Linked DNA regions of Homo sapiens: region 2 is linked to region 1. Evidence: chromatin contacts called from ENCODE Hi-C data. All regions are on one chromosome and are shown on one strand. The core of a region is the stretch at or near the end of the contact, and the rest is flanking DNA. Distances in the headings are between cores, read along the strand shown. Region 1 holds the start of RAB8A (RAB8A, member RAS oncogene family). Region 2 holds the start of HACL2 (2-hydroxyacyl-CoA lyase 2).

What was found. Hi-C counts contacts between places; a loop is a spot of excess contacts on that map. Pooled maps may share reads with other maps.
Region 2: a map of gastrocnemius medialis shows a loop between it and region 1 (6-fold over the local background). The contact joins the promoter of HACL2 here to the promoter of RAB8A in region 1. A Hi-C loop is called at or near these places in 3 of 168 maps with a recorded cell type or tissue (gastrocnemius medialis, naive thymus-derived CD4-positive, alpha-beta T cell and ovary), 2 of 37 single-sample maps with no recorded cell type and 14 of 50 pooled maps.

What each region holds. Positions count from the first base shown.
Region 1 is chr19:16,110,420-16,113,248 of GRCh38, forward strand. RAB8A (RAB8A, member RAS oncogene family) reads left to right here and starts at 1,470. Exons shown (of 8, transcript NM_005370.5): 1 at 1,470-1,606. The coding sequence starts at 1,483. RefSeq lists a silencer at 853-1,512.
Region 2 is chr19:15,124,313-15,127,141 of GRCh38, forward strand. It overlaps HACL2 (2-hydroxyacyl-CoA lyase 2), which reads right to left and starts at 1,474. Exons shown (of 16, transcript NM_006844.5): 1 at 1,344-1,474; 2 at 613-757. The coding sequence starts at 747. ILVBL-AS1 (ILVBL antisense RNA 1) reads left to right here. Exons shown (of 3, transcript NR_186314.1): 2 at 152-193; 3 at 1,615-1,862. RefSeq lists enhancers at 214-979, 980-1,743, 1,238-1,327 and silencers at 928-977, 1,548-1,617.

The DNA of each region.
Region 1 (2,829 bases), core at 220-2,719:
ACTACTCCCGGGTAATTTTTTGTGTTTTTAGTAGAGACGGGGTTTCACCGCGTTAGCCAGGATGGTCTCGATCTCCTGACCTCCTGATCCGCCCGCCTCGGCCTCCCAAAGTGCGGGATTACAGGCCTGAGCCACCGCGCCCAGCCTTTTTTTCTTTTGATAGGGTCTTGCTCTGTCGCCCAGGCCGAATTGCAGTGGGGCGATCACGGCTTACTGCACCCTCAACCTCCTGGCTTCCCAAAGCACTGGGATCACAGACGGGAGCCAACGCCCCGGCCAGTTTTTTCAACGTTGAGAGCCCTGGCCCCTAGATAGGACCCAGCATCCTCACTGCTCTAACCCCTCCCCCCCCACCATCCCCGGGCTGGCCCGGACAACCCCTAAGGTGGCCGAGGGCGGGCCCTGAGGAGGCCGGCGCGCGCTTCCGGGCACAGCTTGTGGCGGTGAAGCCGCTCAGATGGCGGAGGCCTTGGGTATCTCTAAGCAGATCGCTAGGCCGCAGACCTCGGAGCTCGTCTTGGGTCACTTTTATTTATTTTTTTTGAGACGGAGTCTCTCTCTGTCGCCCACGCTGCAGTGCAATGGCGCGATCTCGGCTCACTGCAAGCTCCGCCTCCCAGATTCAAGCAATTCTCTGCCTCAGCCTCCCGAGTGGCTGGGATTACAGGCGCCCGCCACCACGCCCGGCTAATTTTTGTATTTTTAGTAGAAACGGGGTTTCACCATCTTGGCCAGGCTGGTCTTGAACTCCTGACCTCGTGATCCACGCGCCTCGGCTTCCCAAAGTGTGGGAATTAAAGGCGTGAACCACCGCGTCCGGCTTGGGTCACTTTTCGAGTATACAGCTCCTCCTCTCTCCTTCCTCCCTAGGCCCCCACTGCCCCGACTCGCAGGCCGCAGACAAGGCTGAGAGCGCTACCTTGCTTTCCCGCGCTCGCCTCGGTGCCTACTGCGCCTGCGCGAGCTGTGAGGGCGGGACCCAGAGACACCCGCCCCAACTACTGGCGTGCGCCCTCTGCTGTCGCCTAACGGAACTCCGGGCGCGCGTGCGCACGCACCCCAAGCCACGCCCCGCCAGGCTGCCGGCGCGCGAGCGGTTGGCGCCGCTCCCTGCCTTCCCTCTCCTACAGTGGGGCGGGGCCGGGCCGCCCGAGTCGGGGGTGGAAGGCGGGGGCCACATAATGCCACGCCCCCGCCTCGTCCCCATTTGAAGCCCCGCGACTCTTCACTGCTGGTCAATCAGAGCCCGTGCTCTCCCTAGTGCCGGCCAATGGGAGGTGCGCTCGGGCTGCTTCCGGCTCCGCGCTCCGCTCGCCCCCTCCCAAGGTCTCCCCGCGACTGGCGGGACGCAGGGGCGGGCGTCGGCCGCGGTGACGCGCAGCGGGCCTGGAGCCAATAAGGGGCGGGCTCGGTGCTGATGGACGGTGCTGGTGGCCAGTGGAGAGGCGCTGGCCGCACTTCCCGTCGGGGAGAGAGTGTAATATGGCGAAGACCTACGATTACCTGTTCAAGCTGCTGCTGATCGGGGACTCGGGGGTGGGGAAGACCTGTGTCCTGTTCCGCTTCTCCGAGGACGCCTTCAACTCCACTTTTATCTCCACCATAGGTAACGGGACCGGGGAATGGCTGGGGGCGCCGGAGGCCCGGGCTGGGCGCGCCCCTGAGGGGCTGGGGCTGAGGGATCTACAGGGCTGGACGGGCCGAGGGCGCTGAGAGGGTCGAGGGGGCCTAAAGGGAGAAGAGCAGTCGCCTGCACCGCCGTTCGGGGGTTCCTGGGCCGTGGTGGGGGAGACCAGGTGCCCATTTTGCAGATAGGGAGACTGAGGCTCCGACCCTCAGCCCGCTCGTTAGGGCGTGTTATGTCTTGGGCTGGGGTCTTCGCGCCCGTCCTCTCGATCTGTCCTAGCAGCAGCCCTCGAAGCGGTTCTTTTGAGGCTCTTGCCTTACAGAAGTGGAAACTGAGTCATGGGGAATTGGCCATGGGAAAAAGACAGTGGCATCTCACCTTAATGAGCATTTACTATGTGCCAAGTGCTTCACGTGCATTTTCACACTCTTCAGTTCTTGGTGTTAAGTGCTGTTATGAGCCCGTCTGACAAGATGAGGAATCTGAGGCTCAGGGAGGGCATGGAACTTGCCCAAGGCCACACAGTCTGCACGTGGTGAGAATGGGATTTGATGGAATTTGAACCTGGCTGTGTCTCAACCCAAAACTCGAGGCTTAGCTCTCCTAGAGAGATGCCACTGCACACTCCCAGCTGATGACAAGCTCAGCTAATGCACCTTGGAGCCGGGACTCTAACCCACACCATTCCTGCTCTTTTCTCTGGAGCGTTCAGAGGTTGAGCCCCTCTCCCTGACCATGCTTCCCCTCATAAGCGTATTTTCCTCTAGAAGGAATGATAAGAAGAGTCAGGACCTTTTCCCTGCCCACCTTTCATCCTGCTCCAGGAATGACAGCAATGGCAAGTGACAGCACTGCCTGCCCTGGGACCTGTCATCCCCAAGAAGATGCAAGATAAAAGCCTCAGCGAGAAACTAAATCAGCCACTGCCACAGACAGCCTTGACTTCCCTATCAAAGGGCCCAAGACTCCAGCTGTCACTTTAGAACAGCTTTTCCTGTAGGGCCAGCCCACATTGTGGTTGAACAGAATTGGCTTGGTGCATCTCAGTTGTGATGTCCACAGAAGTGGAGCTGACCTCTCTCAGTGCCACAAAAGCAGTCCTGGCCCACAATGAAAAGGTTTGACCCAGGAGTAACACCTATTTGAGTGGCTTGTGAGCTCTGTAGCCCTGCTAGGGATGGGGAAAGTGGGGGAACGGTCAC
Region 2 (2,829 bases), core at 224-2,723, 990 kb before region 1:
AAAGGGTTGAGGAAGGGGTCTGGAGAAGGGGTAAATTTCAAACAGAGGTGCAAGGAGTTTAGGGGGACACCTGTGGGGTCAGCTCTCTCCAAACATGTCACCTAGGGCAAACCACCACACAATCTCTCTGAGCCTCAGCTTCCTCTTGCAGAAAATGAAGACAGAAAGAACAGCACCTACTTTCAAGGAAAAGGTAAGGGGTAGGTAAGAAAGTCTACAGTACTGAGCTCAGCAGAGGGCAACTGTTATGAAACTGTCACTGCCACCCCCTCGCTGGAGCCTGCCCTCTGCCCCATTTATCCCATCCAGGTTAGGGAGCACAGAGTGCTGTCCATCTGTTCTGTGAAAAGAGTCACTGGGGAAGGAGGTAGGTGGGGTGCGAGTGCCCCGGCAGCGGCAGCTTCCGTGTTCTCTCTTACCAGTGGCAAAGTCCAGGCCTCCATACACAGCGTGGCAATGGAGACAGGGCCCTGGACAGAACCTCTTACCAGTCCCTCTGGACTAGTCGGGGCTCGCTTTCCCACCCTGCACAATGAGTGAGCTGGAAGCAGCACCACGAGGCCCCTCCCTCTTTGACTGCCCCCAGCCCACCTCCCATTCTGTGCCCCGCACCTTGTGCAGCAGCTGATAGAAGAGCCCCAGGCGGTGAGCGGCGCCCAGCAAGGCGGCCACCAGCGTCCCGCAGGCCAGGAGCAGGAAGGAGGGGAATAAGCTCCCAGCGGGGGCGGCGGCCGCGGGGGTCTCCATGAGGTGGTACCTAAGAGAGAAAGGGCACTTCCCAGACTTGGGCGCGACAGGGAACCTCTCCGGAAGAAATCGCGCCCCTTCTCGCAGCAGGATCCAGGGCCACGACCCTTGCCGCCAGTTTCTGTGCGGCCACGCCCCCAACCCTGCCAGACCACGCCCTTTGTGCGCCTAGGCTCGGGGTGAAGCCATGCCTCTCCGTGACAAGGTCACGCCCCTCGCGGGGCTAGCCCCAGTCCTTTACATCACCACCACTCCCACCCAAACTAGCCACCACAAGTCAAGGTGGCGACGACAGCACCACACAGTTATCTTCCACTTACCTACTTGTCAATGGACAGGCGGAAGCCCCGCCTCTCTTTCCACAACCGGACCCCAAATCTCAGCCCCAGTAGTGAGCCCGCCCCATGTTACGTCACCAAGAGGCACGAGGTCACGCCCCCGGGTTAGCGGGCGCGACCCTCCACGCAACCCACGCCTCTCCCTTAAAGAGCGCACGGGCCCGAGCCTGATCCCCGACCCCGGGCCAGGCTGGGTCGAGGTCACATCGCATCAGGATGTGGTTCTCCCACACCAGCTCGACCCCCGACGCTATTCACCTTCACCTCCAGGATATGGCGCTGCCTCCAGCAGAATTCGGCCCCCTCCGTGTCACGTGACCCGGGAGCGTGGCCGTGCCCGGGTGGCCCACTTGGCTCAGCGGCGCCCCGTAGTCCGGCCCGATGCGCATGCGCACAGTCGGAGCCCCGCTCCGGGGCCACCCGAAAGAGCCTTGCCTCTACTGGCCGCCTCCCTCATAGACCCCGCCTCCCCTTGCCTTTCATTGGCTCGCACTGCAGACCTCACACCCATTTTATGTTTTAAAACCAGGAGGCCACGCCCCTCAGCGGCTTCAGGAGCCCAGACCTTTGGGGGCCCACCTTCCGCAGCTTTCCATTGGCCCCACGGTGGAAGCCCGTAGGTTCAGGCCCTCCGAACACAGCTCGCTTTCCACACCAGCGGGGCCGTACCAGAGCAAGACCATGTCTCACAAAATAATAATAATACTTAAAAAATGGTAAATTTTATGTTATGTATATTTTCCACACTATAAATAAATATTTGTGCATGTATATATATATATGTGTATATTTTTTGTATAATAGGTATAGTAGTAAGCAAAGGAAATTCACACTGAGTCACATTCTACAAAATGCCTAACCAGACCTCTACAAAACTGTCAAGGTCATGAAAAACAAAGACTGAGGCACTGCCACAGACTAGAGGAGGGAAAGGAGCTGTGACAACTAAATTCAATATAGTACCCTGGACTGGATCCAGGAATCAAAAAAAGGACAAATTTGTGGATAAAGTTGGTGAAATCCAAATAAAGTTTGGAGTTGAGTTAGTAGTAATGAACCAGTGTTAATCTTTTTGTTTCAGTAAATGTATTATGGTTATATAAGATGTTAGCATTCAGGGAAGCTGGATAAAGAGTAGACAAAAATTATCTTGCTATCTTTGCAGCTTTTCTGTAAAGCTAAAAAAGAAAAAAAAAGTCTTAATAACAAGGATACAATTTTCCAGAGAGAGAGAAAGATGTTGTAATAGATGTAAATTCTTTCTTGGGAGACAAAGCTTTAACATGCTCCAAGACTAATTATCTGACCAATCTCTCCCCAGATAAAGAAAGATTGTCACTAGGCAAATGTCCAAAAAGCTTCTCAGCCGAAAGCTGGATTATTCAACAGTCCCTGAAACAAATATACACAGAGGACAAGTGATTTTTTTAAAAAGGGAAACAAGCCTGGCATGGTGGTCCATGTGTGTAATCCCAGCACTTTGGGAGGCCAAGACAGGAGGATCGCTTGAGGCCAGGAATTTGAGACCAACCGGGGCCAAAAAGTGAGACCCAGTCTCTCCAAAAAACAAACAAACAAACAAACTTAGCCAGGAGAATCGCTTGAACCCGGGAGGTGGAGGTTGCGGTGAGCTGAGATCACGCCATTGCACTCCAGCCTGGGAAACAGAGCAAGACTCTGTCTAAAAAAAATTTTTTTTAAAAGAAAAAAAATTAGCTGAGTATGGTGGCACGTGCTTGTTATC